Regions from separate parts of the Homo sapiens genome. Here regions 2 and 3 are each linked to region 1. A link is an interaction called in ENCODE POLR2A ChIA-PET data of the cell type or tissue named here. Cell type or tissue: A673. All regions are shown on one strand. Region 1 overlaps LOC124907986 (a long non-coding RNA gene). Region 2 overlaps DOCK10 (dedicator of cytokinesis 10). Region 3 has its middle 64 kb from the start of SCG2.

Region 1 (2,500 bases):
TATCTATTGCAATGTGGGAAGCTTCTTTTTCTTGTATTTTCCTTTATTTTGATCTTTTTTTTTTTTTGGCAAAAGTAAAAGGATAGAGAAGCATGAATAGAAAATTTTCTATAATAAGAATACTATCAAGAAAATCCCCAAATTCTTAAGTTGGTTAAATGTTGTGAAAGAGATTTATCAAGAAATTTAATCATCTTTAAGTATTTCTCAGAACAGATACACTTTCAGAGAATCAAGAGATGCTTACTTTCTTTTCTCAGAACTGTTGTATACCACTTAAGCATTTTCCTGAAGGGAAACTGCCCCAACCAAGGGAAGGTCACCGGTGCACGCCATCTTTGACATAAATGTGACTTGTTTGATTTCCTGAGAATGAAAAGCCACCAATCCATCTTATCAGCAACACATTTTGTGAATGATACAAGCATCTGCTTCTTGACAAGACTGGAGTGATTAATACCATCCGAGAAAGGGTTAATTAAATTACCATCTATTTTCAAGCCATCCTGAAATAACCTTGTGGGAATTCTTTGAACCTGAGAAAAGCCACCAAATAAAGAAATTTGATGCGTAGTTCCCCTCACAAGGATAGTTTTGGCTATTTGGCAACAGGAAAGAGTTCTGGCAACAAAACCCTCTAAGGAGGACACTCCCATAGTTGCCAATTAACAGAAAGTCATCTGGGGAGAATGCACTATTCAGAGAATACAGTTGGCAGAACCTGTATCAACATATTTGCAGGTGAATTACTGTATGCAGTTGTTCAATGGTTTTGCCTCTGCTCTTTGGCAAGAAGGGAATTAGACGCAGGATGTGATTACTACCTTTAATATTCAACTTGGAAAGTTTCAGTCGTATGCATCATCTCATGGATGTCCGCATTCAGTTTCTTAAAAGTCTTTCAAAATGAAAGTACTATGTTAATTGATGTAAGACCACTACCCACCCTTTGGAGATACATCACCTGCTCCAGAAATTCCACTATGTACCCCCTCCCTGCACCCCAGGCTCCACACCTCCTTCAAAGCACACCCATGGTAACGAAGTCCTCCCTGCATCACAAATCAGATCACAGTGTGGAGGAATTTCCTGCTTAGACATCTTCTTCCATAATGGACCGGAAGCCTCTCCAGACTGGGAACTGGATCTCCTCCTTCTTCCTGTGTCTCCATCTGGAGCACAGTGCCTGGTACAAAGCAGGTTCTCTGCAACTGGTAGCTGAGTTCAAGTGAACTGAGACCCTTGGGGACGGGATTTCCCAGTGCTTTTAAATGTGCTTTTAAATGTGCTATTTAACCCTCCTTCCTATGTGAAATAAAAGGGGACTTTTTACAGACATTAAATTTCCTATGAGCCATTTCTCAAAACTAAAATATGTTTATATGTGTTTTCCGCTATGCTAACCCCTGGTGTTTTCCGGTCTTCAACCAGAGCTCTTCTTCAAGCTGTGACCCATTCCTTTGTTTCAAGTGTTTTAATACTTGTTTTTTTTTTTTTTTTTTCCATCTCCATGGTGTTTTTCCTTCTGCAAATTATTTTTCCCTTTGGACCTCCTTCCTCCAGCAGTGTACAGGCCTGTGAAAGTAAAGTTTGAAGAGTCTTCCTGATTTTTACAGGAAGCTCTAAGAAAGAAGTAGATGAATATTATCCATGTTTAAATAGGATTCATTTGTCTGGTGTTTACCTACTATTGTAGTGTTCCACTAAAATTTAATAGAAAAAGTTTCAATGGAATACCTTGCCTTTTAATTAAAAGCCACAATTTTATTTGAATGTCAGAAATGCACTAAAGAAAATTGGCTGGAATATTTTAGGGAAGTGATTTGGAGACCTAAAAAGGTGAACAAGGTACAAAGGGGAAGATGTATGATAAACTCAAAACATACTCAAAATTTAAGTGTGCCTTACAATTGTAGATTTAAATGATTCTTAATATCATATGAACCTCATTGTGTATATAATAGGAAGTTAGAATTCAAGCCCCATGACGGCAGGGTCTATGTCTGACTTGCTACTCTCCCTAGTACTCATCAAAGCACCTGGTGCATAGCAGCCTCAATATTTGTTAAATTAATGAATATTTCTGAGTAATTAAATAAGTGGGGTTAACAGAAGTGAGTCCAAATGGATGAAAATACTACCTATTTCCCTCATACACCTCATTATACCTCATTATAGCACTGGGAATAGAAAATTGACTCAATCCAAAATAAGTCTACCAACAATTATTCAACTAACCACTGAGATCATGCAGAAGTTGTGCATAAAATAAAGATAAAAGATTTTGCCCTTGTCCTCAAGACAATTATTCTCAAGCTATGGGCTCCATACGCACACGAAATTAACAAGAGGAAAGGCAACAGATTCCTCTGTTTTTCCATTTTAAGCAGTGAGCCAAGAAAAACTATACATAACTGTTTACCTACAGGATCTGTGATATTTTATATAATGCCTATGAGGAAAAATGACTATTTCCACAGCTTTCGGTTTAAGAAATGAA
Region 2 (2,500 bases), 1.7 Mb before region 1:
GTTTCTTTATATTCATGAAGATTTCTAAAGAAACTTTAGAACTGCCCAGGTACTGGGGGGAGTGTGATTTAGTATGTCAATGAGCATATAATGAGGTCCTAGGAGAAACCTAGGTCAAATCCAGCACCATGCTGGGTACAGTTGGTCTTAACCAGCTTGGCCCGCATCTCATTTTTTAGGGTCTTATTGGCCACTGACTTTTGCAGCTATTTCAACAGTATCCTTTTTGCTAGGCATGTGAAACCTCTGCCTGGAATTTTCTGTTCTCCTGTGGCCACCCTGTATTATTCCTGTCCCACAGGTATTTGGCCCTGGCGTATTAACTATATGATGAATGAAAGCCATCAAATTATCTTCAGCAGCTTTCATTGTATAATAAATGCAGGGTAGTAGGCCAAAGAAGTTCAAGGTTAATTAGATGCCAGCTTAGCCTGGCAAGTTATCACAAAGTTTGCCATTGTCCCAGGGTTGGTACTGAAGAGTTATGGACTTTTTTTTCACCCAGGGATAATTTCAGACACTCATAATTGTTCAACTCATAACTTTTCAAACAGTGTATTTATGGAAAACCTGGAGGGCCCCTCTTCACCTCAGCCGCCTACACAGCAGTTCTGCACCACTCTCAGAATCCGGATTTCTCAGATGAGGTAAGAGCTAGCCCTCCACTGCCCCCAGCGGTTCCTAAGAAAGGTGGGTAAATGTTCAGATAACCGTGCAGTGAAAAACACTCTCTCTAGACCTCATCAGACTAAGGACATGCCTTGGCAGGTATGTACTTACCAATATTTCTAAACTATATTAATTGGCAGTTGTTCCAGGAGTACGTTGCAAATTCATGTATTTCAGGACAGGAGTGACCTTTTAAAAAAAATGGAATGCTGGCCGGGTATAGTGGCTCACGCCTGTAATCCCAGCACTTTGGGAGGCCAAGGCAGGCGGATCACAAGGTCAGGAGATCAAGACCATCCTGGCCAACATGGTGAAACCCCGTCTCTACTAAAAATACAAAAATTAGCTGGGCGTGGTGGCACGTGCCTGTAATCCCAGCTACTCGGGAGGCTGAGGCAGGAGACTCGCTTGAACCAGGGAGTCGGAGATTGTGGTAAGCTGAGATCATGCCACTCACTGCACTCCATCCTGGCAACAGAGCAAGACTCCATCTCAACTAAAAAAATTAAAATTTAAATTTAAAAAAAAGATGCTTTTAGTGCTGGGATATATCTTGTCTTCTTTTCTTTTTCAGTGAATAATTTTTTTTCTTTTATTTCACTGACTAGTGAAGAGATTGTGTTAAATAGCTTTACCAATGAATGGCAGCATTTCATGTCATAAGGAAGAGAACAGAGAACTAGAGCCTGAGCCAATTCCATGGCTTATAACATGCCTGAACTTAAGGGAGCTTGGATCCCGTCATCTCTAAACATGACAGGGAACAAGCCTTGCCCTGGCAGACTTCCAAGACTCCTGCTGTGTGCCAAGCCTCAAGCTAAATTCCATGCACACATCATCTCCCTTAATCCCCACAGTAATTCCAAGAAGTTGGCACTATTATTACCTCCCTATTTGATGGATGAGAAAACTGTGGCTCAGAGAAGTCAAGTAACTTTACCAAGGGCACATAATAAGTGAGAGAAATCAAACCAGACCATGTGACTCCACAGCCTGAAGCTTCACCATTCTGCTCTAACACATAGAAAGTCATTGGGCTCATGGTCAATTACTATATACATGTTAGCTTACGTTACAAACAACTTTAGACAAAGAAGTTTCAGTGAAAAAATTTAATTTCTAACCATAAAGTGAAGGTCTGACTAGTGCAGCCTGCTGATGGGATGCCTGAGATTCACAATATCACAGCTTTTGTAGACGTTTTCTATGGCTGCTTTCACACATTATCACCATTTAGCAGCTTAAAACAGTATGCAATTGTTATCTTGCTGTTTTGGTGGTACGAAGTCTGAAATGACTCACAGGGCTAAAATCGAGCTTGCAGCAGGGTGACGAACCTTCAGGAGGTTCTAGGGAAGGTTCCAGTTCATCTCCTTTTCCAGCTTCCAGAGGCTGCCCACATTTCTTGGCTTTTGAGCCTTCCCAACAATCCCATCACTCTGACCTCGGCTTCTGTATCATTTCTCTTATGACTCTGCCTTCCTCTTATAAGGACTTTTGTGATGACACTGTGCTCATTTGGAAAATCCAGGATAATCTCCCCATTTCATGGTCCTTAACTTAATCACATCTGCTAAGTCCTACTTACCAGGTAAGGTGGCATATTGGCAGGATTAGAACATTCAGGACATCTAGTGGGTGCTGTCTTTCTGTCTCCCACACTGTGCACATTAATCATTTAAAAACCAATTAAAGGAACATCAGTGAAACTACCTGCCTGACATTCTTTCACTCTTCCATATGCGTTTAGTGCTCTTTAATTTTTCCCCCACAAATTCAGGACAGAAAGTGAAAAACAGTTAAGCAAAAACCATGACCACATTACACAATA
Region 3 (2,500 bases), 420 kb before region 1:
TATTTCCTCACAAGATGATATTCCTGGGTTTGCATACGTTTGCTCTTTTCAGTGAACCATGTCCTCTAAATGTCACCTTGCTTCCATTCAGCACGGTCTGTGTTCCGACTGTCCAGGGGCTTCCAGGAACAGCCCACAGATTGATGGCTTGCTGAAAGCTCCCTCGTTATCTTTCACTGTAAATTCCTTTCATCAGTAATCTCTTGTGCCCTGGATGCAGCACTTCTTTGTACGCGTGCTGTGAAATAAAATCTCAGATAATGTGTGTGCTAATTTTCTTTCTTCCCTCCCTACCCCCATTATCCCCACAATGTGACCTCAGAGCTAATTGTTTGTTTGATTGTGAAGAACTAGTTTGGACCCTGGCACGGGTTTCATGATTTATGATAGAACTCAAGAGATCTTGGTCTGTGAAGAAAAAAATGTCCTCTGTTAACTCACAAAAGGGGCTGTCTTGGCCCATATACTCCTTTTAGTTTAAAAAGCACAGGAAGAATAGGAAATAGAGAATTCTTACCACATACTTACAGAGGGATAGGTAATGTTATGTTTTTCTGTTAGGAAGAAGAGACTTGGTTATCTAGCAAGCTCACAGTCACTGTTGGGAGCCAGCTAGGGCTGCTTTTAAAATACACTTGGGATGTTGGGAACTGGAGGACCCTAAAGGTAGCAAGGATGCAACTATTTTAATATTTTGGCTTCAAACCTTGGACTTGTGTGGAAGTTTGTGAAGTATAATTAGCTATTCTAAACACAAACATTTCACTTTATATTTTTCCTTTTTCATATCAGGGCATGCAGGTAAAAGCAGAATTCAGGAACCAGGAAAACAAGAAGTGCTGTAATGTAATACAACCCTCTATTCTGTTATGACTCAGCAGAATCACAAGATTTGAGCTCTGGAGGTGTTTTCTGTCCATCAAACAAACGAAGCCCACTCCACCAAGGTAGTATGTATATAACAATTATCTTCAGCTTCTCAAACAGTCACACACAAGGCAAAAAAACAAACAACTCCCCTCCCCATGAAACAGGGGCCAAGGTCTGAGAATACACATGACAATTGAATGGCTGCCAACACTGCTTCTTTCTCGGAGTTTGCCTGAAAGTCTTTTTCTTTTTTTTGTGTGTGAATAACTAAAGAAGAGGCAGCTGCCACAGCGAATAGGATTCAAAAACCCATTAATATTGGTGACTCATCAGCCAGATTCTTTTCTCCATGTCTGAAAATGTCAGGAAATTAAAAAGGCACCATGGCATCTCCAGGAGACGAATCCCAAATCAGAGCTGTAACCACTTCTAAATATTCTTGGCCTCATTTGGAAATTGGCTGTCACCTGAGACATGGCCTGGTTTGTAGTCCCATCTGTGGGGGGCAGGACAGACTATCAACTCACTGAGTGAGCCACTTAGCCCACCTTCCAGCAGTGCTGGAATTATGGGGTTGGAGGTATTGCTTGTTATTTGTGGAGTAGATAAGGTAACTAGGTGTGGCCTGGGTACTCAGTGAGGCTTCCTTTAGAGAAGGAAAGACAGCGGTAGTCAAAAGCTGAAGCCACATGCACCCTTCACTTAACTAAATGACCAGCTGAATAAGACATAGGTAGAGATAGATATTCAGAAACATCTGGATAATGGCTCTTTAATTTGTAGTCTTTCTCTGAAGATTTAATCCTAACATTTGAATTCCCAGTCACTTAAAACAGACCCTATGATCTCATTTTAATTCAATGAGCTTCCTTAATCTACAATATGGAGACCAGCCACTTTTTGTGTATATAATGAGCAAAAAATGTATCTTCAGAAAAATAAAATTTCAAATCCTTCTTACAACACTGGAATGAGAAAAATATCTAGAAACCATAATGTTGCTTGTAAGGTTGTCAGGTTCTTGGCTAAAGTGAATCTTGGCTAGAATTCATTTATTTAATGAGCTCATTTTTAACTGGAGTTCCAGCTCTGAGCATGGATGACACGAGTAGCTAAGAAGAGTCTCTGTTCAAAAAGGAAAAACATGTCTATGAACATCTGTACTACAGCATGGGCTATGGGAATCAGGGGAGGTTCAAGGGAGTTTATAGCAGGTGAGCCATGCTTTGATGGACAGGTAGCAAGGGGCATGTTGAGATGGTGAGGAACCATCTGGGTAGAGTGCAGGAGGAGAGGCTTAGAGTTCGGAAAATAGCCAGGCTGAGGTTTGGTGTCTAGTGGGAAAATGAAATTGGAACGGTAAATTATGGAAAGCCTTGAAAGCTAAAAGGAACAGTTTGGATGTCATTTTGTGGTCAATGAAAAGTCACTGAAAGTTTCTCATCAGGAATAAGAGGATTCTTTTGTTTATTTACTTTACCAATATTTATTGAGTACTTACCATGTGCATTAATCACAGGCATGCTTGACTTAGCAGTGTAAAAAGAAGCCCTTGTTGGCTTGTACTCAAGGAGAGAGAAGACAGATAAGAAGCAAAGAGAAAATAGACACAACACAGTAGAGTGAAGAA

The links. Peaks named below come from ENCODE experiments on the same cell type or tissue, not always from the same donor. Only the 100,000 strongest peaks of a DNase experiment are listed, where the experiment ranks them.
Region 2: POLR2A ChIA-PET joins it to region 1 with 5 read pairs; 1 of 35 experiments calls an interaction of 5 or more read pairs at or near these places.
Region 3: POLR2A ChIA-PET joins it to region 1 with 11 read pairs; 1 of 35 experiments calls an interaction of 5 or more read pairs at or near these places.

Annotation. Positions count from the first base shown.
Region 1 is chr2:223,116,549-223,119,048 of GRCh38, reverse strand. The region is part of intron 1 of LOC124907986 (a long non-coding RNA gene); the gene reads right to left. Among named protein-coding and RNA genes, the nearest start is that of KCNE4, 66 kb to the right of the region's middle. In A673, no CTCF peak of the experiment used is centred here; DNase peaks (open chromatin) are centred at 598 and 1,318; H3K4me3 peaks cover 860 bases; H3K27ac peaks cover 2,500 bases.
Region 2 is chr2:224,847,654-224,850,153 of GRCh38, reverse strand. It overlaps DOCK10 (dedicator of cytokinesis 10), which reads left to right. Exons shown (of 56, transcript NM_014689.3): 19 at 555-647. Among named protein-coding and RNA genes, the nearest start is that of CCDC195, 130 kb to the right of the region's middle. In A673, no CTCF peak of the experiment used is centred here; a DNase peak (open chromatin) is centred at 1,453.
Region 3 is chr2:223,536,774-223,539,273 of GRCh38, reverse strand. No RefSeq gene overlaps it. Among named protein-coding and RNA genes, the nearest start is that of SCG2, 64 kb to the left of the region's middle. In A673, no CTCF peak of the experiment used is centred here; a DNase peak (open chromatin) is centred at 1,153; H3K27ac peaks cover 1,512 bases.